2 separate regions of the Mus musculus genome follow, and region 2 is linked to region 1. A link is a loop called in an ENCODE intact Hi-C map of the cell type or tissue named here. Cell type or tissue: heart. All regions are shown on one strand. Each heading gives the region's core, and the rest is flanking DNA. Links, peaks and the distances in the headings are about the cores only.

Region 1 (11,591 bases), core at 1,335-9,334:
TCTATCATATCTATTTATTTATCATATCTATCTATCCCATCTGTCTATCTATTTATCTATCTATCTATCCTATTTATCTATCTATCTGTCTGTCTATCCATCTGTCCATCCTTTGAGACAAGGTTTCCTTGCTGTCCTGGAACTCACTCTGTAGACCAGGCTGACTTCGAACTCACAGAAATCTGCCTGCCTCTGCCTCCCAAGTACTGGGACTAAAAGTGTGCACTGCCACACCTGTCACCCTAATGAGGTTTTATAGCAAATCCCCTGAGAGCAAACCTAATCCCCGAGAAGACTCATGAGAATTACCCAACGATTGAGAACTAACCCACTCGCACCCGGCAAAGCCCACTCCTTGCACCACATTAACCTTGTTAACCTGGGACATGAACTTGGCACAGCAGAGCCAGCTACAAAAGCGGTCTACCACTGAGCTAAAGCCCAGCCTTTTGGGGGAGAGGGGAATCCTAGCTTTTCAAAATATCACAGTGGCATTTAAAAAGAGCTCAGGAGCACATTTGAGTTAGAATCACAGCGACATCGCCCTCATCTAAATCAGAAGCAAACACCCGACTGTCGCACGAAGCATCGGGTTGCAACCTACATTTTGTTACAAAACACTTCCCTTCCGCTTAAAATCGTCAAAAGTACAAATCTGTGGTGTGCATGATGTCACTTTTTTGAGGATCCTGTGTAACGGGTGTATGCTCAATGGTGGAGATGGGAAGAGGGTGGGAAGGTCTCCGCAGGCACTCAGGGGGTGTGCCCCTGGCCACTCTGCAGGTACCTGAAAAACCTGCAGTTCCACCGGTTCTGGTCCGTGGACGACACGCAGGTGCACACGGAGTACAGCTCTCTGCGCTCCATTGTGGTGACCAACTACGAGGAATCCATCAAAATGCCCATCAACGAGCCAGCTCCGGGCAGGAAGAAGTCTCAGATCCAGGTGGGGTAGGAGACAACAACGGGGAGGGAGGCTTGCGGGCTCTGAGAGAGCATAGGTCTGAGCGATCAATGATAAACGGTCAGATGGATAAATGATAGTGGTCTCCTTCTTTGTTTCCCCTCCTCCCAGGAATATGTGGACTATAATGGGGGTGCTGGGGTCCAGCACATCGCTCTCAAGACGGAAGACATCATCACAGCAGTAAGAACCCTGTGTCTGGCCCAAGTGCCCTCTGGTTTATTAGCCGCAGGGACAGTCTCTGCCGATGAGAGTAGCGGGTGGTGGCAGTCCCCCTGGAAGGATGATGGGGCGTCCCTTTCCTCTCCCACAAACTCACACAGTTACCCCCCACCATGCTGGGGAAGCTCATTCTGCAGAACAATCCAGTCCCAAGGGCAAGCAAGCCTGAGGTCTGGTCCAGGCTCCGCTGGTATTTTGCTGTGTGCCCCAGGGAACTCAGTGCCTTCTCTGGGCTTCAGTGAACCTTTCTCTAAAAATAAGATTAGACTACAAGACTACTACGTATGTCCTTTTGGCCAGATTAAACATGCCTTCCCTATGGATGCAGCCTTCAGGAAGGCTAATTCAGTCCTGGTCTGAAAGAGAGACAACGAGTTGGGGCAAAAGCTGGGAAGTGAGAGAGGATGGAGAAGAAGGCTGATCAGGAGGGTGTCGTCTTAGTCAGGGTTTCTATTGCTGTGAAGAAACACGGGGAGCAAAGCAACTAGGAGAGGAAAGGGTTTATTTGGTTTAGGCATCCAATCACTGTTCATCATCAAAGGAAGTCAGGACAGGAACTCAAACAGGGCAGGAACCTGGAGACACAAGTGGATGCAGAGGCCATGGAGGGATGCTGCTTACTGGCTTGCTCTCCCTGGCTTGCTCAGCCTGCTTTTTTCTACACCTCAGGACCTGCAGCCCAGGATGGCATCACCCACAGTGGGCGGGGCCCTCTCCCATCAATCACTAATTATGAAAACACCCTACAGGCTTGCTTACGGTCTCATCTAAGGGAGGTGTTCTCTCGGTTGAGGTTCCCTCTTCTATAATGACTCCAAGCCTGTGTCAAGTTGACCTAAATCTAACGGGGACAGAGGGCCACATGAAAGAGAAGGCATTTGAGGAGAGATATATACATAAATGGGGAGAGTTCCCCAGGCAGAAGGGATGACCACCAAGACAAAGATGAGAAAGCCAGGAAGGTTACAGAGACAGGAAGGGTGTAGCTCAGACAGAGTAAGGGAAAGGGACAGGAAGAAGTGGGAACGGGAGCAAGTGGTCAAGGCCATGGATGGGACCTTAAATTTTGACACTGATGTGTGACATCATCCTGGGCTAGGCAGAGAAGAGGCACACTTGATTTAATGTCACTCCGGCTTCTGTACTGAGACAGACATAGATCGATGCCTGCCTCAGTTTCCCCAGCAGCGCACAGAAAGGCAGGCACACAGTGTACATTCTATAAGTGAGAGCCATCACTAGTAGTCTGTGAAGTAGAGACAAATAGGGAGAAGGTATCCTGACAGAACGTGGATAGGGACTCTGCTACCTCCTGCCCTTGTTGCTCCTCCTGGTGACAGCAGTTGAACAAGCTGACCTTGACCCTGCTGCATGACAGATCCGCCACTTGAGGGAGCGAGGCACGGAGTTCTTGGCCGCCCCATCTTCTTACTACAAACTGCTTCGGGAGAATCTCAAGTCAGCCAAGATCCAGGTGAAAGAGAGCATGGACGTCCTGGAGGTGAGGCTCAGCTCAATGCTTAACTAGAAGAACAAGAACCCCGGGTTCACTGGGCCACACACAGAGTTGGTACCATGCGGAGAGTTACAGCAGACCACTTGAGGCCGCTTTGCAGAGAGGAACAGATAAAGGCTGATGGGTGGCTTTAACTGAAATCTATAGGAGAAGAGAGTAAACTGTGCTAAGGCCCTGAGGCAGGCACAGCCTTCAAGTATGCGAGAGACAGAAAGACGGACACATCTCAAGTGTGACAGAGGCCAGGCAGCTTGTCTGAGGCCAATTTTTTTTTGTTTTTAAAGATTTATTTATTATATGTAAGCACACTGTCGCTGTCTTCAGACACACCAGAAGAGGGCGTCAGATCTCATTACGGATGGTTGTGAGCCACCATGTGGTTGCTGGGAATTGAACTCAGGGCCACTCAGAAGAGCAGTCAGTGCTCTTAACCGCTGAGCCATCTCTCCAGCCCCCAAGGCCAATTATTCTTACAGCTATTTATAATTCTGGCCATTTCTCTTCTTTGGCTAGAAACCATTGGGAGGTTTCTTCATCTCATTTTATCATTTATTTAATTGAGTTTTTGTTTTGTATTTTTGTTTTGTTTTATTTTGTTTGAAGCAGGGTTTCTCTGTGTAGCCCTGGCTGTCCTGGAACTCACTCTGTAGACAGGGCTGGCCTGGAACTCAGAAATCCGCCTGCCTCTGCCTCCCGAGTGCTGGGATTAAAGGCGAATGCTACCACACCTGGCTGTTTTTGTTTTCTTAATTTTTAAATTTTTAATTTTTCTTTCTCTCTTTCTCTCTGTGGTATGTATATGTATGTGCACACATATGAGTCTGAGTGTGTATGTCTGTCTGTCTGCCTGTGGAGGCCCAATGCTGGTGTTCGAAATCATCCTTGATCTTCCAACTTATTCACCGAGGCAGGGTCACCCCCAATCAAACCCAGAGCTTACTGATGTGACCAATCTTGGCTTCCTTCCTTCCTTCCTTCCTTCCTTCCTTCCTTCCTTCCTTCCTTTCTTTCTTCTTAAAATATTTGTGAGTGTGTCTATGTGTGGATGTTTGCACATGCGTGCCAGTGGCCACAGAGGCCAGAGGCATCAGATCCTCTACACTTGGAATTACAGGTGGTTGTAAAAAAGCTGCCTGACGTGGGTGTTGGGAACCAAACTTGGGTCCTCTGGAAGAGTAGCAAGTGTTCTTAACTGCTAGGCCTTCTCTCCAGTGGCCCCTCCCCCATCTCTGCTTTCTGAAGCTAGACTTACAGAGGGGTCACCACAGCAGCCTCACACTTACACGGGGTCCAGGGCTTGGAGCTCTGATCTCACACCTGCTTCAACCACTGAGCCGTCTCCCAGCCTTGGCTTTATTTGGGACAGCTTTTACTAGCACAGAAGCCACGTGGAATACGTTAACTTTTTTAAAATTTGTGAGACAGGGTCTCACTGTATACTCGCCCTGGCTGGCCAGGAATCACTTTGTAGACCAGGCTGGCCTGGGTCAACAAAGTGTACATGAGTGTGTGTCTCTGTGTGTACACAGGCCACGTGCTGGAGGAGGCCAGAGGAGAGTATAGAGCCCCTCCAGCTGTTACAAATGGCTGTGAGCTGCTGGGTGTGTGTGTGTGTGTGTGTGTGTGTGTGTGTGTGTGAACCCACAGTCAAACTCTCTGTGAGAGCAGCAAGTGCTCTTACCCACTGAGCCATTTCTGGAGTGGACGACACGTTTTAACATTCGGAGAAACTCCCGGGCTGTTTTTCCAAACTAGATGCAGCGGGCTTTTTTTTTTTTTACACTCTCCTCAGCAACAAAGAAAAAAGTCCGGGTTTCCACTTACGTGCCATCTAATGGGGGGAGGGGGGCTCTAGGAGAAAGGCCAGACCCTAAGCTGGAATGGCCGTGGGGGTGGGTTAGACTGAGGGCATATTTGGAGAAAGCTGGAGAAAGGAGTCTTTTATTGGCTTTGGTGGTGCAGTAGCCTTTACACTTTCCAAGGCTCCCACAAGGATTCCACAAGGTCCAGTTTACCTTCCTTTAACAGAGCCCACTGTCTCCCTCCCAGGAGCTGCATATCCTAGTCGACTATGACGAGAAAGGCTACCTCCTACAGATCTTCACCAAGCCCATGCAGGACCGGCCCACACTCTTCCTGGAAGTCATTCAACGTCACAACCACCAGGTACGGCTTGCACCCAGAGGATAGCATCAGCTGCCTGCGAAATCTTACCCAGCTCACACGCGCCTTCTCTCAACGCCACAGGGCTTTGGAGCGGGCAACTTCAACTCTCTGTTCAAGGCGTTCGAGGAGGAGCAAGCCCTACGGGGCAACCTCACTGACCTGGAGCCCAATGGTGTGAGGTCTGGAATGTAAGCCCCCATCCACACATGGACCACGCAAAGTGCTGGACACATCAGTCATCTCCAACTGGCTGAAAGGCTGAACCTCAGGGCTCCACCCACGTCATGGCCACGCCCCCTCTATTACAAGAGTCCGCCTTGCCTGAGTCCTCCCTGCTGAGTAAAGCTACCCTCCCAGGTCCAAGTTTGTGTCTTGTGTTTGGGCCCCGCAAGGAGCAGTGGCGTCACTTAGCCGCCAGGGGGAGACCAAGACCGCTAAGCTGACTGAGGCCCCTATGGGGAATGCAGGTGCAGGGTGCAAGAACTTTTACTAAGTGGGACCCTGCCCGTATGATCCATCCTAGAAAGACAAAAACAACAAACTGGGTCCTGCGGTGGGTTGGAGTGTGGCAGCGTTTCATCTGATGGCTTTAAAACCTTTAAAGATGAGCCCTCCTTAATGGCATCACTCGGAACACATGGAAGAGGTCAAAGGACTTTAGGGTTGGTGTCCTTCCTCAGCAATCTCAAGGCATTGTTGTTCCTGGTGTGTATGATAGAGCCCAGACCCGAGTGGTTCTGAGCCTCTCCTGCCCTGCATCCTGAGTGTGGCAATCACCAGTCCCCCTAACCCCCAAACCTCACAGCTGCGTTTCCTCACGCCTTGTGCATACTTGCTTGAAAAACAAAACAAAACAACAAAAACATAAGGCAACCGGGAAGAGTGTTAATGGCCAGAGACTGAGCATACCTTACCACCCAAGAGGGTCTATCATCATCAGCACCAGGGACAGAGCGGGGCTTTGCTCCCTTTTCCTTTTGTTTTAATCTAACACTCTTCCCTGAGCCGCAGTCAATTTAAAGTTAGGCTCACTTTATTTTTGAGATTGGGGGTGGGGTGGGGTGAGGGCTAAGTGTGTTGCCCAGGCTGGCCTTGCTATGTAGATCAGGCTAACCTGTAACTCTAGTTCGGCTTGCCTCTGTCTCCATCTCCCAGAGGGCTGGGACTCAAAGGTGTTTGGTATCACGCCATGGCAAAACTAGGCACACTTTGATCTCTGTAAGGAAAAAAAAATATATATATCCAAAGTGGTATCGGTATCATGGGGGAGAATCCAGATGGTTTCTATTCTGGTTTGTTTTGTTTTGTTTCCAAATAGAGGAAAAGTCAGGGCTTCAAAGATCATGAACTAAGAAACCGGGGAAATAAGCTAGGTAGGGTGGTGCATGCTTGGGATCTCAGCACTCCAGAGGATGAGGCAGGAGGATCAGATGTTTGAAGACAGTCTCTGTGACGTGCTGAGATTCAAAACAAAACAAAACAAAAACAAAGAATGTGGGAGAAAATGAAGCAGATCAGGCTGCAGCCGATGCAAAAACACCTCCCTATTTCCATGACTCATGCAAAAACATTTCTCTAACCTAGAAGGTTGCAGCCCGCAGCTTGTGGGCCACATCTGGACATATTTTGTCTGTATGACTTTAAACCAGAGAGTCAGTATTTGTTGTTGTTGTTGTTTTGGTTTTGGTTGTTTTGAGACAGCCGTGAAGCCCCGGTTGGCCAGTTCAGAACGCTCTATGTAGACCAGGCAGCTCAGTAGCTAAATCCCACTGGATCCCGCCTTGCGGATGCTAGAGTTACACGCATGTGCCGTCATGCTGTACTTGAGCTAGCATTTTAGAGAGCTGAGCCATTTCACAGACACACTTGGGGGTTTTGGTTCTTACAAAGACACCCTTGTCTGTGGCCTTGCCCTTGGTGCTAAGACATGGGCACCTTCGCACACACCTTTCACCCTGCAGTTGTCTGGGCCACATCCCACACCAGCTACCTGCTAGCTAGATGACCCTGGTGACCCTGGCTGGACAGACTGATTACCCTCAGTGCCTGTGGCCACATCTAATGAATGGAGAAAATACGGGTCTCCTAGGAGAGCCTGCTTGCTCTCTCTCTCTCTCTCTCTCTCCTGCTTTCACACCGAACACACTTAAAACATTGGCCATTACTATGTCACATGAATTAGGCTTAAATTTGTAGCCTAGGCTGGCCTTGAAACTCAAAAATCTTCCTGCCTCTTCTGCATCCCCAGGTGCTAGGATCACAGGCACGAATCACCTCGCTTGGCTTTATGCCCAGGTTGGTCTGGGTTTTTAATTTTTATTATTGTGTGTGATGTGGATGGGTAGGCACACACCGCTGTGCATTTTAAGACTAGAGGGTAACTCTCGGGAGCCTGCCCTCCCCTTTTGCTCTGAGAACTAAGCTCAGGTCACATCCAGCTTGACTGTTCTTGATCTAGCTCACTGGCTCTGTCTGTGCCACCGTGCCCAGCCTCGTTCTGGGTTTGTCTTCTCAGAGACACCCCCACCCCCGCCCTGGAGACCAACCCCATTACCCAGAACAGGCCACAGCATACCTGGGGAGGTCAGAAGACAATTTGCAGGAGTCAATTCTCTCCTTCCGACACCTGAGTTCTAGGGAATCACACTCAAGTCAGGAGGTTTGGTGGAACACACCTTTACCCGCTGTCTCATCTTGCCAACTTCCCAGCCTGCTTTGATACTGTTTATCTTGAGGCAGCATCTCACTAAGTTGCTTAGGTTCATAGCTCATGCTTTGAACTTGTGATCTTCCTGCCTCAGCCTCTGGAGTCACTGGAATGACAGGCCTATGACACCTCTGGAGTCACTGGAATGACAGGCCTATGACACCGATTTTTGCTTAATTACAGAGCATCAGCTGCTCCAGATACCTAAGAAAGTGCTTAAGAAAAATTATCTAGAAAAAATTTTTCTCTTAAAAAAACAAAACAAAATAAGCCAGGCATGGTGGCACACGCCTATAATCCCAGCATGTGGGAGGCAGAGGCAGAGGCAGAGGGATTTCTGAGTTCAAGGCTAGCCTGGTCTACATAGCGAGTTCCAGGACAGCCAGGGCTACACAGAGAAACCCTGTCTCGAAAAAAACCAAACCAAGCCAAACCAAACCAACCAAAACTGGTGGGGCGTCTAGCTTGACTATAGTCTGTCTCAGTTCAGAACTCACTGACAGGGTCAGAATTTACAACCAACCTCTAACCCTGAGACTTAGGGCAAAATCAAGTGGAGACCAAATGGGCAGTCTGGCGTGGTAGCTCTTGATTACAGCCCCTGCACTTTAGGAGGCAGAGGCCAGGAGACAGAAATTCTAGGCCAGCCTGGGCTAGGGAATAAAACAATCTCAAAAGCAAACAAACCCCCAATGTTCTGAGTGGTCTAGCTCCCCTTCCCCTCCAGTTCCTGAGCTTGGCCAATCCACCCTCATGACTAGGGTGCACTTTCACCACAGAGAAGGGGCCAGGGGTGGGGGGCTGGGGGGGAGAGCAAGAGAGACGGCGTAGCTGTAAGAAAAGTCAGTATATTTATGGTTTGCTTTATAAAAGTTACTATAATACAATGGTACATAGTATTGAATTCACAAAAGTATGAACAAATATTTACAGCAAGACACACCCACAACGGAAACATTTCTCTTCAAAAACAAGTTACATACAGATGACAGAGTCTATACGCACAGACAACCCTAAAATTTATTGGTTCTCTTCTTTGCAGGGGCAGGGAGAGGGAGGAAAAAAAAAAATCAGAAACCCCTGACCCTTCAAAAGCAAGAGATCTACTCAATGAAAACAAAAGCTTTCAAAGAAAAATGGGCCCACAGATCAGGAGTATTGCATACCCTTCCTGGGATGCTGGGGGTGGGGGTGGAGAAGCCAGGGGCTTGGGGAAGGGTTAGCTCAACACCTCACCCTAAACTCAAGTCAAGGTTAATGCATGCGGATCCCGTGACGGGGCTCAGTGAGGCCCTGCCAGGGACCAAGCAGCCCTTCCCTGGCATCTGGGCATCTTCATCCCTTTGTGATGGGGGTCAGTAGGGAAGATGAAGAAAGCCCCCAGCGAGCCGGCCTGCCCGAGGAACTCAAATTAAGCCATCTCTACACGCTACACATTTCTTCTTGTGAAAAATAAATCTTTTTTTTCTCATTTGCACAATTATGCAGACAACTGCATATGGAAGAGTAGGTGGGCGCTGTGCCCACCAGGTGCCCCTTGTGTCTTAATTGCCAATCGAAATAATCCTCTCAACCTTCAGACGGGCCTGTGGGCACAGTCTCAAACACAGAGGGCCTGTGGGCACAGTCTCAAACACAGAGGGCCTGTGGAAAATTAAAAAAGGGGAAAAAAAAAAAGAGAAAAACCACAACAAAACCACCAACGACAGAGAGAGAGAGAGAGAGAGAGAGAGAGAGAGAGAGAGAGAGAGAAAGAGAGAGAGAGAGAGAGAAAGGGAAAAAACAATTCTTTGTACAGAATTTACATGATAAGAAAGCTTGACACAAGCTGAGGTACCAAGAGGCTCCTGCCACCTGGTCCACGGGTGAGGTCAGTCCCACCCGGAGCACTTCATCTTGGTGAGGACTCTGGGTCACAACAGTCACGGTCCAGAAATATTTACATGTCTGCTTTGCTTTCTGGGGGGTTGGGGGGGTGGATGGGACTTGCTGTTACTGTGTGTGTCTTTTTGTTGTTGTTGGTTTGCTTTTTTTTTTTTTTTTTTTTTTTTTAAGTACAAAGAAATGAGAGAAGGAAAAAAAAAGTCTTCCCACTTGTTTCTACAAGAAACAAAGTTCCCAAGAAAAAAGTAGTCTGTTATGGCAGTCTATCTACAGGGATTGGTTCGGAACGCCAAAATAATAATTTTCTTCCCTTCAGTTTGATTTTATACACGAGAAAAAAAAAAATTCATGGAAATTAACCCTGAAGAGGATGGGGTGGGGTGGGGGCAGGAGCTGTCCAAGATGGAGATCTGAATTTTAATATCATTTCCAAGACCATCTTCCTTTCTCTAGGAGAAACAACCTGCTCGCTATGGAAATAAATACGCCCTGGCCTCCTGGGTGGGGGCCTCCAGCAGGGTGACATGGGTGTGGGGGTTAGGGTAATGGGGCGAAGCTTATCAACAACAAAAAATGTCACATGCGTACGGTCGGACAAACCCGTAATGGCAGGGCTTGGGGGAGGCCCTCAGGGCCCTGGCACCCTCTACACCTGGGCAGGGCCAAGGCTGCCGAGAGTGGAAACACCCTTCCCAGCGCCCCCACCGCACTGGGGACACCCTGGGAGGCTCCATCGTTGCTGGCATCCGAATGAGAAAGTAAACATTGAACCCAAGGATTGGGGGGGTGGGGGGGGGAGTAGGTAGGGCAGCTGGGAGTCCCCAAGGAGGAAGTTCCTGTCTGGGACCAGCTTGGCTCCCCCAGGGTCTACCAAAGGGAAAGGGGCACCCTCAACCACGGGGGGTGGGGGTCAGGGACTGGGGAACAGGCCGGGAGAAACTGTGGGGTCTGCTCGCTGCATCGACGGGCAGGTAGGGGCCTTGCGGGTCTGTAGTGTTCTGAGGTTGAGGCCGCGGGAGGCCCCCTCCTCCTGCAGCACCTAGTCCAAGGTCAGCCTGGACCCTGGGCCCACACCCAGTTTCACTGAGGCCTCCGGATTCCCCACAGGGCTCCACCTCTGATTCTGCCTTCACATTTTCAACGGTTAAAAAAAAATGTCTTTTCTTCGGACAAGGAAGAAAATAAAGAGGAGACACAACACCACAGAGCAGCATTCTCAGGGGTGGGGGAAATGACTGAGGCCAGAGCCAGGGAGGGAAGACAGACGGACGGACGGACAGACGGACGGAGGGAGAATGGAAAGCCAGATACATAAGGATACAAAGCCTGCGTGCGAAGAGCATCTATAAAAACGGAAAGACGCAGGTGGAGAGACAGAGAAGCCCTTTCCCGCTGCGGGGCTGGGGCTGCGGGTGGGTCCTGGGATAGTGTTGGGGGCGCCAGGCCCTAGTGCGGCTGCTGGGGATAAGGACAGCACCTGAAGTGGGTGGGGGTGTGTGTGGAGCCTGGCCCAGGGCGAGCGAGGGTTCTCCTGGGCTACGGCTGACATCCTCGGCCTTTGGCACGCGGGGACTAATTGAGGGTCCCCCGGCAGTTCTCGGAGCCACAGAGGCAGGGGATCTTGACATCTTCGATCGGGAACTTGTAGTCGTACGTGATCTCCTCGTTGACGTTGATGTGCTGCTTAGAGTAGATGACGATCTTCTTCTGGGACTCCACCGTGATCACCTTGGCGTAGCAGTTGGGCTGCAAGACAGGGTGGTGATGCGGTTAAGACGGGGTCGGGATCTTGGTCAAAAAGAAATTTTTTTTAAAACCCCTCAGTTTAACAGATTTTGCAATCCATCCAGCCTTGTGGTTTTATGCCTGCTCTTAAGTGAACATTGGCATCGCTCAAAGAAGGTTCAATGTTGAACATAGCAGTCATCTAGGATGATAGAGCAAAGCCGAGTGAACTGGAACTGTTAAACTTAATTCCTAGCTTTTCTCTAGTTACTGTAGGATGTACGTAAGCAGTAAGTGTATTTAGGTTAAAGCAGTTGAATTATGTTAAATGTTGCTCTTATACATACATTGAACACTGTTGATGCATGTTGAAAAAACATGCTTTTTTGTAAAACTATAGGAGCTGC
Region 2 (11,591 bases), core at 2,383-10,382, 54 kb after region 1:
TGTATGTATGTGCAGTACATGTGTGACAGGTGCTTATCGGAGGTCAGAAGAGGGAATCAGGTTCTCTGGAGCTACAGATGACTGAGCCACGTGAGGCCTGGGTACAGAACTTGGGTTCTCTTTGCGAGTGGGGAATACTTTTTAAGTAAGTACACTGTAGCTGTCTTCAGACACTTTTTCTTCTCGATCCAGCCCCAGAAGACTCCAGAAGAGGGCATCAGATCTCATTACAGATCTCATCATGTGGTTGCTGGGATTTGAACTCACGACCTTCCGAAGAGCAGTCAGCGCTTTTGACCGCTGAACCACCTCTTCTGTCCCTGGCACACACCTTTAATCCCAGCACTCAGGAGGCAGAGGCAGGCAGATCTCTATGAGTTGGAGGCCAGTTTAATCTAAATAGTTAGACCTAGGACAACCAAGACTATATGAGATCTTGTCTTTAAAAAAAAAAAAAAAAAAGAAATCAATCAATCAATCAATCAATCAATCACTGGTAGTTTGGAGAGGATGGCATGGGAGCAGGGCCACTAACAAGCAATACACAGATCCAAGCTGTCCATGAGGCTCTCTGCAATGACAGCCACCAGCCTGGAGTGACAATTATTTGAAAGGTAGCCAGCTAGTACACTCAAGGACCTCAAGGTTTTCTTGTTAACTGGTGACATTCAGATAGTCACATAGGCTGGAAGCTGCCCTGTGGGATACACAGGCTTAGAAGGACATTGACAGAGGTCTGAAGAGAAGACTTTTTGGGTCCTATATGGGATAACATCCTGAGTCAGGGCCTCACTGTCCCACAAAGGGTCTCCTGGTTGTAGTGAGGAGGGAGACTGCAGTGGAGGCCACTTCTCCTGTCTTGAAGGGTCTTGGGCAAAAGTACAGCATATGTCATTTTCCTGGCTCAGCTGTCACGTGACGACATGATGGCCCATGTATACTTAGATAAATTACACATTAGAGGGATTCTGGCTGGTGGCACCCCACAGGGCAGCTTTTATTGTCCATGTCCCACATTGGGTGGGCTGGTATGTGCCAGCACTTGGAAGTTGGAGGCAGATGGGTCTGGAGTTCTAGACCAGCCTGGAATATGTGAAACATATCTCAAAAAACCAAACAAACAGGGCTGGCAAGATGGCTCAGTGGGTAAGAGCACTGACTGCTCTTCCAAAGGTCCTGAGTTCAAATCCCAGCAACCACTTGGTGGCTCACAACTACCCACAATGAGACCTGATACCCTCTTCTGGTGTGTGTGAAGTCAGCTACAGTGTACTTATGTATAATAATAAATAAATCTTTAAAAAACCAACCAACCAAACAAACAAACAAAAAAACAAAGCTAGGCAGTGGTGGCCCACACCCAGCGCTCAGGAGGCAGAGGTAGATAGATCTGTGTGTTTGAGGCCAGCCAGAGCAAGCGAGTTTGAGGAGAGCCAGGACTACACAAAAGAAACCTGCATGAAATCCCTAAAATACACACATGTGTGCACGCATGCACGCATGCACGGGTGGCACATGCCTTTAATCCCAGCACTTCAGGGACAGAGGGAAGAGTTAGAGGCCAGCCAAAGCGTACATAGTGAGACCATTTTAAAAAACAACAATAAAAACAAACAAAAAACCCACAAAGGGCTGGAGAGATGGCTCAGTGGTTAAGAGCACTTGCTGCTCCTCCAGAGAACCTGGGTTCAATTCCCAGCACCCACACGACAGCTCGCACCTGTCACTCCAATCCAGGGGATCTGATGCCCTCTTCTGGCCTCTGCTGGCACTGCATGTACGTGATGCATAGACATACATTTAAGCAAAACACTCATTCACACACAAAAGCAGCCAGTGTTTTTAACAGCTGAGCCATTTTACCAGTCCTATAAAAAATTTTTTAAATTAGTTAATTAAAAATTATTTTTTGTCATCTGAAGACAGGGTTTCTTTGTGTAGTCCTGGCTGTTTTGGAACTAGCTCTGTAGACCAGGCTGCCCTCCAACTCACAGAGATCCACCTGTCTCTGCTTCCTGAGTGCTGGGACTAAAGTCTTGCACCAACTACCACCTGCTTTCATACATACGAAATAAATCAACTTTAAAAGTTAGGTGCTAGCCGGCCGTGATGGCGCAGGCCTTTAATCCCAGCACTTGGGAGGAAGAGGCAGGCAAATTTTCTGAGTTCAAGGCCAGCCTGGTCTACAAAGTGAGTTCCTTTCTGAGTTCAATTCCCAGCAACCACATGGTGGCTCACAACCACCTGTAATGGGATTTGGTGCTCTCTTCTGGTGTCTGAAGACAGCTACAGTGCACCCGTATAAATAATTTTTTTTTTTTAAAAATTGTTTAGATTTCTATGTATCAGTGTTTTGGCTGCACATATGTGTCTAGTAGCCCCCCACCTCCCACCCCCGCCCCAGATGTCAGAATAGGGCTTCAGATCCCCTGAAACTTGAGTAATGTGAGCCACCATGTGGTTGCTAAGAACAGAACCTGGGTCCTCTAGAAGAGCAGCCAGTGCTCTTAACTGCTGAGCCATTCTTCAGCCCCAATAAATCAATTAAAACAATACAAAAGAGAGTGAATGGAAACTGAGTCACTAGGGTAAAGGTTAACAACTGAATTGTCACTCAGATCTGGTGGAGGGGGACAATCAGGTTTCTACACTACAGAGGTGAGTGTAAAAAACAAACATCGAAGCCGGGCGTGGTGGCACATGCCTTTAATCCCAGCACACGGGAGGCAGAGGCAGGCGGATTTTTGAGTTCATGGCCAGCATGATCTACAAAGTGAGTTCCAGGACAGCCAGGGCTACACAAAGAAACCTTGTCTCGAAAAAAAACCAATGGGGTGGGGGTGGGGGACGAACATGGAAGCTCAGAAGAGTTTCCCTGTGTTCTCCCTGTCTTCTCTCTGAGAGCTTACAACTGTTAACAAGAGAAGTTTCCTTCCAGCTAGGCATGATGGTACACCCAACGCACAGAAGGCAGAGGCAGGCAAATTGACTGGGCGTTTGAGGCTAGCTTCTAGGTTCTGATTGGACTGGGGCTGTGGAGGGCTATGTTTGGGACCAGCGTCCTATGTTTCCCCCAGTGGGTATCAGCTGACTGCCCTGTGAGACGGGGTTATAAAAGTGCCTGTTCCAACCTCATTAGCATTTGCAAGGATGGGCAAGAGGAATCCAGACAGCTGTCCCAGAACCAAGGAGGAGGATGTAGCTCAACACTTGCTTCGGGACCTTGGGGATATCAAAATGGCAAAGACCCCGGATCTGAGTCTCAGACTTGGCAGGCAAGGGAACATATCCACCTTTGGCAGAATGGCTGCAGTTCACAGCTATTCTCTCTATTGACCACATACAATCTATCTCCCTTTCCCTGTCCCACCCATTCTATAAAGGAGGAAACTAGCCCCGCCCCTCCCCCAGGTCATCCCACTATCAAAGCCCAGACAGGGACCCCAGGCAGCCAGGGATTCATGCCTCTGACACTCCTTGCCCCCTGATTTCAGGGCAGGAAGACTACGATAGGCTGCGGCCCTTGTCCTACCAGAACACACACCTCGTCCTCATCTGCTACGATGTCATGAACCCCACCAGTTACGACAACGTCCTCATCAAGGTACTGTCCTGCCTGCCGGAGACAGGGCTCAGTTCCAGAGTGCTCCCTGCCCTGATAACCCTGCCTTCTCCCCTCCTCAGTGGTTCCCCGAAGTCACACATTTCTGCCGAGGGATCCCCACGGTGCTCATCGGCTGCAAGACAGACCTGAGGAAGGACAAGGAGCAGTTGCGGAAACTCCGGGCAGCTCAGCTGGAGCCTATTACCTACACACAGGTGGGTCAGGGGTCCAGCGATCCCTGAACAGCCATAGCCCAGGTTCGCGATCCCCGAACAGCCACAGCCCGGGTCCGCGATCCCCAAAGAGCCATAGCCCAAGTCCGCGATCCTCGAACATCTATAGCCCAGGTTCGCGATCCCCGAACAGCCACAGCCGGAAACCACCTAGGTCGTTCTCTTAACTGGAGTGTCTTACCAGGCTTTGGGGGGAGCTGAAGCAAACAAGGGTTAAATACTGTGCATGGTGGCACCCAGCCTTAACCCCAGCCCTCCGCCTGGTTGACAAAGTGAGTTCCAGGGCTACACAGTGAGGCCCTGTCTCACATCAAAGACAGATACTCATGATAGTATAGCCAAGATTTTTACATCACCAGCACACTCAAGTCGCCACGATTGCACCAACAGGAACATGAGTGGCAGCTAGCCCTCTATGCCTCCTCAGAATTCCGCGCCCCTCTCTGCTGAAAGCTGGGGAGAAAAGGGAACAGGTGGGGCCATCGAGTGGGCTTCTTGCATCCAGCCATGTGAACACCAAACTGGCCAGTGCTGGAACAGAGATGGGTTCCCACCAACTCTGGAGAGCCTCCAGAGTGAGCCCCAAACTTTTAAGACTCTGGGGGGGTCAGGAGACCCCAGAAACCACCACCCCTGCCCACCTAATTAACACTGCCTCTTCCCCCCACCCCCTCTGACCCCAGGGCCTGAATGCCTGTGAACAGATGCGAGGTGCACTCTATCTGGAATGTTCTGCCAAGTTTCGGGAGAATGTGGAAGATGTCTTCAGGGAAGCCGCCAAGGTGGCCCTCAGCGCCCTGAAGAAAGCGCAGAGACAGAAAAAACACAGGATCTGCCTGCTGCTGTGACCCTGGGGACAGAGGGCCTGACTGGAACTATTACAGCCAGGGACCCAGGCCCAGTGGGTCTTACAGTGTCTGGCATCTGGGGACTCTCAGAACATTCTGGAATGGCCCCTTTGGGTTCAGGCTGTAGTGCACTAGTGAATGAGGGTGCCAGACCCACCAATGTTCCTCTACTTCATGACTGGCACTTGTCCCAGGCCACAGGAGGGTCCTTGTCACAGCTCCTCTGCCCCCAGCCATGCGTGTCTCTCCCTTTCCAAACCAATTTATGCCTGAAACTCAGAACTGGCACCGGGGAATTGTGGGTAAGCATGGGTACACAACGCTGTTCACGAGAGTCCCAAGCCCACTGTTTCTGTCACAGTCTCCCTGAGCTCCTGAGATAGGCTCGGCTACATCCTCCAGCCCCTTCCTGCTTCCCTTCAGGAACCTGGGGACCACAGCCTATCAGGAGAACACAGGCATCAAGCCGGACGTGGGTCTGGCACCAGCTTCTCCCTTCCTACCACACCGAGGACTTCTGTCTCGGGCTTGGTCACAGCCTGAGATGCATGTTCAGAGTGAGAAGAAACAATCTCTCAAAATGTCAAAATATACTCGGGCCAGCCAGGCCACTCATCTGACCCCTGCTCCAGGTCTGACCTCCAACTCCCCAGCCGACTACTGGAAACTCCTGATGGTTGGGTTCATCCCACCATTGGGGACCTCAGACAAATGGGCTCTCCCTAGACTATGGCCCACCTGAAAATGGGTCATTAGTCAGTCAAGCTCCTCACTGGTCCACTCAGTTTCTGCTTCTACTGGATGTGGAGCTCAGGAGTAGCCTACCTCTGCCTCATTCCAGAACTGACATGGCCACCCCTGTCCACGCTGGACAATTTCTCAGAACTAGCCTGCTGACTATCTCCAACAGCCAAAGTCTTGAGTCCTGGCACTCCTCCTGGACGTCACAACTGTTCAATACCTACGTGGTATACCAGGTAGGTTTAGCGCCTCCAAGATGAAGGCACAGTCCGAGAAGAAACCATGGCCTTGGCTGGCCCCTGCCCCAGCACCACTTGACTTGGTCCCCTTCCCCAAATGCTCCAAGCCCCTGCTGTCCCCTGCGGAGCCAAACAAGGACCTCTTGTTCTCTCAGAACCCAAGGCCTTGTGAACAGATCGTGGGATACAGCAGCAGTCAGCAACCCACAGCCTGTGGGCCACATGTGGCCGGCTGCCTGGTTTTGTAAATAAAGTTTTATTGAATAGCCACCATCATGTAATGGCACTTTTTGCTCTACAAGTGCAAGCTGAAGCTGCCACAGGACTAGTCCACAAAGCCTAAGATACTCATCTTCTGGGCTTTAAGGGGAGGCGATCCCAGGTGCCTGCAAAGGATAGGCCAGGTGATCTGGGGACAGGAGACCAAGGGCAGAAATAGGGCAGGCATGAAGGGAGGGGCGGGCTGCGGCAAACAGGGGCAGGTAAATGCTCTTGACCTCTGGGAATGTTGCCAGGCCTTCCCAGTTTTTGCAAGGTAAACAGAAATCTGGATTATGTCGAATCTCACCATGGAGGAGGCGAGTTCTCATTTTTATCACATAACTAAAGAATTTTAAAGTAAGTCCTGTGAGGACCAAATGAAACGTGTCTGAGGCGGCCAGCCGTGACATTGGGTCTGAGCAGGCTGGGCAGGGACAGAACACTCAAACTGGACCTGTTTGCCCCTCCACTCTTGCTGCTTCCTGGACCTCACAGGGTCACACCCTGGGCTGAGCCCACTTAGACCCTTCCACTCCTCCCCTTCCCGTACAAAAAAGAACCTCTGAGATGAAGAGAGGAAGGGAATGGGTGACCTCCGAATGGCTGAAGTTCCAGTCACAAGGAGGGCCTGGCTCCTATGCCAAGGACTCTCAGCAAGTCTATGAAGGTGGCTGGAGGGTTCAGGCACCCAAGAGTCCGCCAGAACTCCAACAACCCAGAGGCTGGGCGCCCTCTGGTGGAGGCCGTCCGCGTCCTTAACACCCTGCCACATGGAGGTCCCAAGGAGGCTGCATCTCTTTCCCCCAGTGGCCAGCAGGCCTGCGGTTCCGGAGACCAAGGCAAGAGACAACACAGGTAGGTTCTCTGAGAACTTAAATATTTGTCCACCGCAGAAGGTGGGGCTGTGGGAGGCTTACAGAAGAGGTGGTGGCCCAGGACAGGGGAGGCTCCACAGGATGCTCAAAGTTTCATTCCTCCCGGTGCCTGGGACACAGTAAAGTAGCAGGTCGGCTAAAGCCAACTCGAGTGAGGCACATCTAAACCCCAGTGAGGGATTCAAATGATAGGAGTAGGAAGAGAGGGGTTCCCTGAGGCTTCTGGCCCCTCCCTGAAAGACAGACACAGGCCTGCCCACGGCCATTACACAGAGCTCCAGGGAAGGCAGGCCTCGGATTCCAGGGAAGCAGGGAAGACCCGATATTAAATATGTTATAAATAGGGAGCTGGGACAGGTTAATACTGCGCGCGCAGGTGGCCTTCACATTCCTCATGTCCGCCGGGGACCGGGGCCTTGGCCCTGCTCCCGGTGATGCTGCTGGCCCCTGAGATGTTGCTGCCCATGGCTACCACTGACCGGCAGCCAGGGTGCTGACTGGAACGCCCAGCAGTCTTAGGTCCCAAGGCCCCCAGGTGGCACAAGGGTCCGGAGGTTCATGGCTGCTTTGTCTTGTTTCTGTTCTTGTGGAGTTTGGCATGGACAACTTTGAGCGTGGTCAGAAAATTGCCCAGGAAGAGGATGAGGAAGGTGAGAGCCAGCACGAATACCTGGTCCATCCAGAGGGCAGCATCCCAAGATGCCCAGGGCAGGGGAGGAAGGAGGAGAAGTCAGTTCCTCTGGGGAAAGAACCCTCCACGAGAGCCTCAACCCCAGACTCTCGGGCAAGCTACAAGAGTGGTCGAGCAAATGGTGGCAACAGGTGAATGAGGTGGGCCCCCAATCAGGTAGGGCTCTAGAAGAGGGTTTGATGGGATGACCCTTCATTCAGAGACACTGGGGGACCCCCTTGCACTATTGAACCCCTTCCCAGTTGACTAGAACTCAACAGAGTTCTCCCGGGGCAGCCCAGCTGCTCCCTCCCTGCTCCCTCTGGCCAGGCAGGCAGACAGACACATGGTGGGAGGGAGGGAGGCACGATACCTGCCATTCTTTGCATTCCTCATGGGTGGAGAGCTCAAACAGGGTGACGGCATTGTAGAGCTGCCAGAACTGAAGACAGGGAGACAGGCGCCCCTCACCCGTCAGTTCCCCTGCAGGTCCATGCGGAAAAGCCGGGGAGATGGACCAGGCCCGCCCCCCACCCCCCCAGCATCCCAGACCCAAGACATGGACATGCCTATCCCGTGGAACCACAAGTGTCTCGGACACGGCAGGTCCCAGATCCTGAGGAAAGGGGGTCCCGGGGGCTACCTGAGGCTTCCTGCCTCTCCTTCAGGGAGAATGGCCCATCCTGTGCCGTGACCACAAGCAGCGGGGAAGCCCTCAGCCCCCCCCCCCCCAGGAAGCTGTGGGGTTCGGGCATTTAATGTGTCATCATGGGGAGCCAGGTTTGGGTGATATCTGCATGGATGGGTACCTCGTCCCAGATACTGGAGACAGACACCTTATGAGGGAAGGGAGCCCCAAAGATCTCCTGTTCCCAGGGGTCATCCCTGACAGTGGTACCCACAAACAGAAGGACTCACATGGCCACAGAAGAGGAAAGGCAGGAGGAAGGTGAGGCCCCGCCACATCCAGGATTGGAACCCTTCTGTAGGAAAGAAGAGAGTACGTGTGTGTGTGTGTGTGTGTGTGTGTGTGTGTGTGTGTGTGTGGTGTACACGCACACGCCTGTTTAAAAAACCATATACGGTCTGGTCTCTCTGCTGCCCAAGCTGACCTCAAACTTCTGGGCTCAAGTGATCCTCCCAATTCAGCCAACTGAACTATTGACAGGCCCCACCACACCCGGCCTCACACTGTATCATTGTGTATATTATAAAATTCAGACCAGAAAGATAGGCCTTCTAAAGGGTAGAGTCGAGGCCCAGCACTGAGGGGCCTAGAACGCTGTCGCTACCACACTTGGGGTGGCTGAAACAGTACCCTCCATCAATTATGAGCAGCCAGTGGGTGAAGAATATCAGCTTCTCTCTGCCGCATGGAGGTCTGATGCTGTCCCTCCACTGGAGGGAGGTGGACCGGCATTCCCAAACCCACCCGTTGCCCAGCTACTCACCCACTGTGAGGTCCAGGTGGTTCCTCTCCCCCAGGGCCCGCAGTCTGTAGAGACAGCCCCTCTGGTAATAGTACTGTAGAAACTGAACGCAGCCTGCAGGGGGAGCATAGTACCCGGGCTCAAGGAAAGCATCATACCCTGAAATCCTCTGTCCTTACATGCAGATGGGTGTGGGTGGGCTGGGCAGAGGGGCAGGCCGAGAGCATCCTGGTGACCAGCTTCAACTTTGAATTTTAATAATTTGCCTCAGCTATACATCTATGTGACTGCCTCGATTTTTTAGCAGCTGTGTTCCCCCTGCATGGGGCTGCTTCTTTTCTGTCTTAAGTTGCCCGCTGCACCCAGGATAATCCCCTACAGCTTGCCTTCTGAGAAGCGTATATCGAGTGCCTACTGCCAAGTCCAGAGGTTTCTAATCTGGTCAGTGCTTTGCTGGGTCATTACATGTCTGAGCTGTCTCTGCTCTCAGGGATAAAGCATGGTCGGACCAGAATGGAAGCAAGAGAGCGAGCAGATCTCCGGGAAATCAGGTCCCTCCCACTAAGCTGGATTCCAGCACTCACTCTGAAAAATGGAGAACGCTAAAAACTGATTTCGAAACTTCTGGTAAATTAGTCCATTAGGCCTGGAAAACAAAAGAAAACAAAAAACAAAACAGAATGGGGGACACGCTGTAAAACCAGGCATTCATCCATACCCCAAAAGGAAGAGAGCATTTCTATCCTTTGTCCTCAAGCTGACTGGGCCACACCCATCAATCACCCTTTCTAGAATGAAGGGACATCGTGGTCACTCTCGTTCCCCGTGCTGTTCCCTGTCACCTCTGCCCCAGCCAACAGAAATTACGAACTAGTCCCCAGAAAGCTCCCAGCTGGCTCCGCAGGACCCTGGCAGCCGGGGCCTCCAGCCCAGTTTTCAGTTAACACTTGCTCTCACCACCCGCCAGTCAGTTTTGAGAACCTCCTTCCCCACGTACCAGCCCCTCGCTCTGACTCCAGTGGACAGAGGTCACGGGGAAGACTTACCAAGTCAGCATCACTCCAGACAGGAACGTGGAGACATAATGGTGAGACACCCACCAGCCCTTGATTCTTGGTGAGAAGAGAAAAAGGAAGGAACTCAGATGGAGAGACATGCAGGCAGCTCTCAGCTTCCTAGCCTCCATGAGCAGGGGCTGCCCTGTGGCTGAGAAACGGGCCAAACCATACATCCACTCTTCCTGCACAGGTGCATAAACCCAAACTAACTGCTTGCAGATTAGTCCAGGGACCTGCTCTGGTGTCAGGGAGTTTCTGTGACTTACAGGACACATCCTTATCCATACAGGACCCTCAAGCTCCACCTCTTCATCTCCCCAGCACTGAGATACCCCAAGCCTAGGTAGGGTCTATGCTGGACCGAACTACATCTCAAACTTCTACGTTGCCGTCTCGACCCCCTCATCCTTCCTGCGTGACTGTATCCGGCAAGGTTAAGGGGACGCAAGGCAAAGCATGGAGGATCTTTGACCTAGTGTCTCTCTCTGTAAGAGAGGGTTTTACAGACCAGAGGGAGGGCTGTACAGAGCAAAGGAAGGGAAGGTAGCCATCTGTATGACAGGAAGGAGGCCCAAGCCTCCATCAGCACTGATGATACCTGATGGAGGACGTCCAGCCCCCAGAGCCACAGGAAAGCACTATTTGTTGGTTAAGATGCCCAGTGTGTGTATCTTGGGGCAACAAGAGGTCTTTTGTACACACTGTCCTTAGGCTACCGTTTTCTATCCTTACCAGGCTCTGGGGTCCCAACATGAGTTTCAGATCCAATGTCAATTCCCCCAAAAGCCTTTTCCTGACTACACTGCCTAAAACATTTCTACAACAGGCACTTTATAATCATATAAGTCTAATTGTGCTCTTTCTTTCTTTCTTTCTTTCTTTCTTTCTTTCTTTCTTTCTTTTCTTTCTTTCTTTCTTTCTTTCCTTGTTTCTGTTTTTTAAGATTTATTTATAGCCGGGTGTGGTGGCGCACACCTTTAAGCCCAGCACTTGGGAGGCAGAGGCAGAAGGATTTCTGAGTTCGAGGCCAGCCTGGTCTACAAAATGAGTTCCAGGACAGCCAGGACTATCTATACAGAGAAACCCTGTCTCGAAAACAACAATAACAACAAAAACAAAAAAAAAAAAAACGAAAGAAAGAAAAAAAGATTTATTTATTTATTTCATATATGTGAGTACACTGTCTCTGTCTTTGGACACACCAGAAGAGGGCATCGAATCCTATTACAGATGGCTGTGAGCCACCATGTGGTTGCTGGGAATTGAACTCAGGCCCTCTGGAAGAGCAGCCAGTGCTCTTAACTGCTGAGCCATCTCTCCAGCGCCCCCCCCCCCCAACACACATACTTTTTCTTTCTTTTCTTTTCTTTTTTTTGGTTTTTTCGAGACAGGGTTTCTCTATGTAGCCCTGGCTGTCCTGGAACTCACTCTGTAGACCAGGCTGGCCTAGAACTCAGAAATCCACCTGCCTCTGCCTCCCAAGTGCTGGGATTATAAAGGCGTGTACCACCATGCCCGGATACTTTTTCTTTTCTTTTCTTTTTAAAGATTTATTTATTTATTATATGTAAGTACACTGTAGCTGTCTTCAGACACACCAGAAGAGGGAGTCAGATCTTGTTAAGGATGGTT

What was found. Hi-C counts contacts between places; a loop is a spot of excess contacts. Peaks named below come from ENCODE experiments on the same cell type or tissue, not always from the same donor. Only the 100,000 strongest peaks of a DNase experiment are listed, where the experiment ranks them.
Region 2: it touches region 1 in a loop (4-fold over the local background); 22 of 42 quality-filtered maps call a loop at or near these places.

What each region holds. Positions count from the first base shown.
Region 1 is chr5:123,165,447-123,177,037 of GRCm38, reverse strand. Setd1b (SET domain containing 1B) reads right to left here. Exons shown (of 17, transcript NM_001040398.2): 17 at 8,408-11,205. The coding sequence ends at 11,032. It overlaps Hpd (4-hydroxyphenylpyruvic acid dioxygenase), which reads left to right. Exons shown (of 14, transcript NM_008277.3): 10 at 784-946; 11 at 1,076-1,147; 12 at 2,565-2,687; 13 at 4,752-4,868; 14 at 4,950-5,231. The coding sequence ends at 5,060. Among named protein-coding and RNA genes, the nearest start is that of Hpd, 11 kb to the left of the region's middle. In heart, for the core only: no CTCF peak of the experiment used is centred there; a DNase peak (open chromatin) is centred at 5,147; H3K4me3 peaks cover 870 bases.
Region 2 is chr5:123,112,524-123,124,114 of GRCm38, reverse strand. Tmem120b (transmembrane protein 120B) reads right to left here. Exons shown (of 12, transcript NM_001039723.2): 7 at 9,948-10,013; 8 at 9,486-9,547; 9 at 8,923-9,015; 10 at 8,390-8,454; 11 at 7,845-7,913; 12 at 6,670-7,471. The coding sequence ends at 7,358. Rhof (ras homolog family member F (in filopodia)) reads left to right here. Exons shown (of 5, transcript NM_175092.3): 3 at 3,495-3,604; 4 at 3,685-3,819; 5 at 4,521-5,935. The coding sequence ends at 4,685. Among named protein-coding and RNA genes, the nearest start is that of Rhof, 14 kb to the left of the region's middle. In heart, for the core only: CTCF peaks have their summits at 6,678 (motif pointing left) and 9,020 (motif pointing right); DNase peaks (open chromatin) are centred at 5,104, 6,664 and 9,854; H3K27ac peaks cover 834 bases.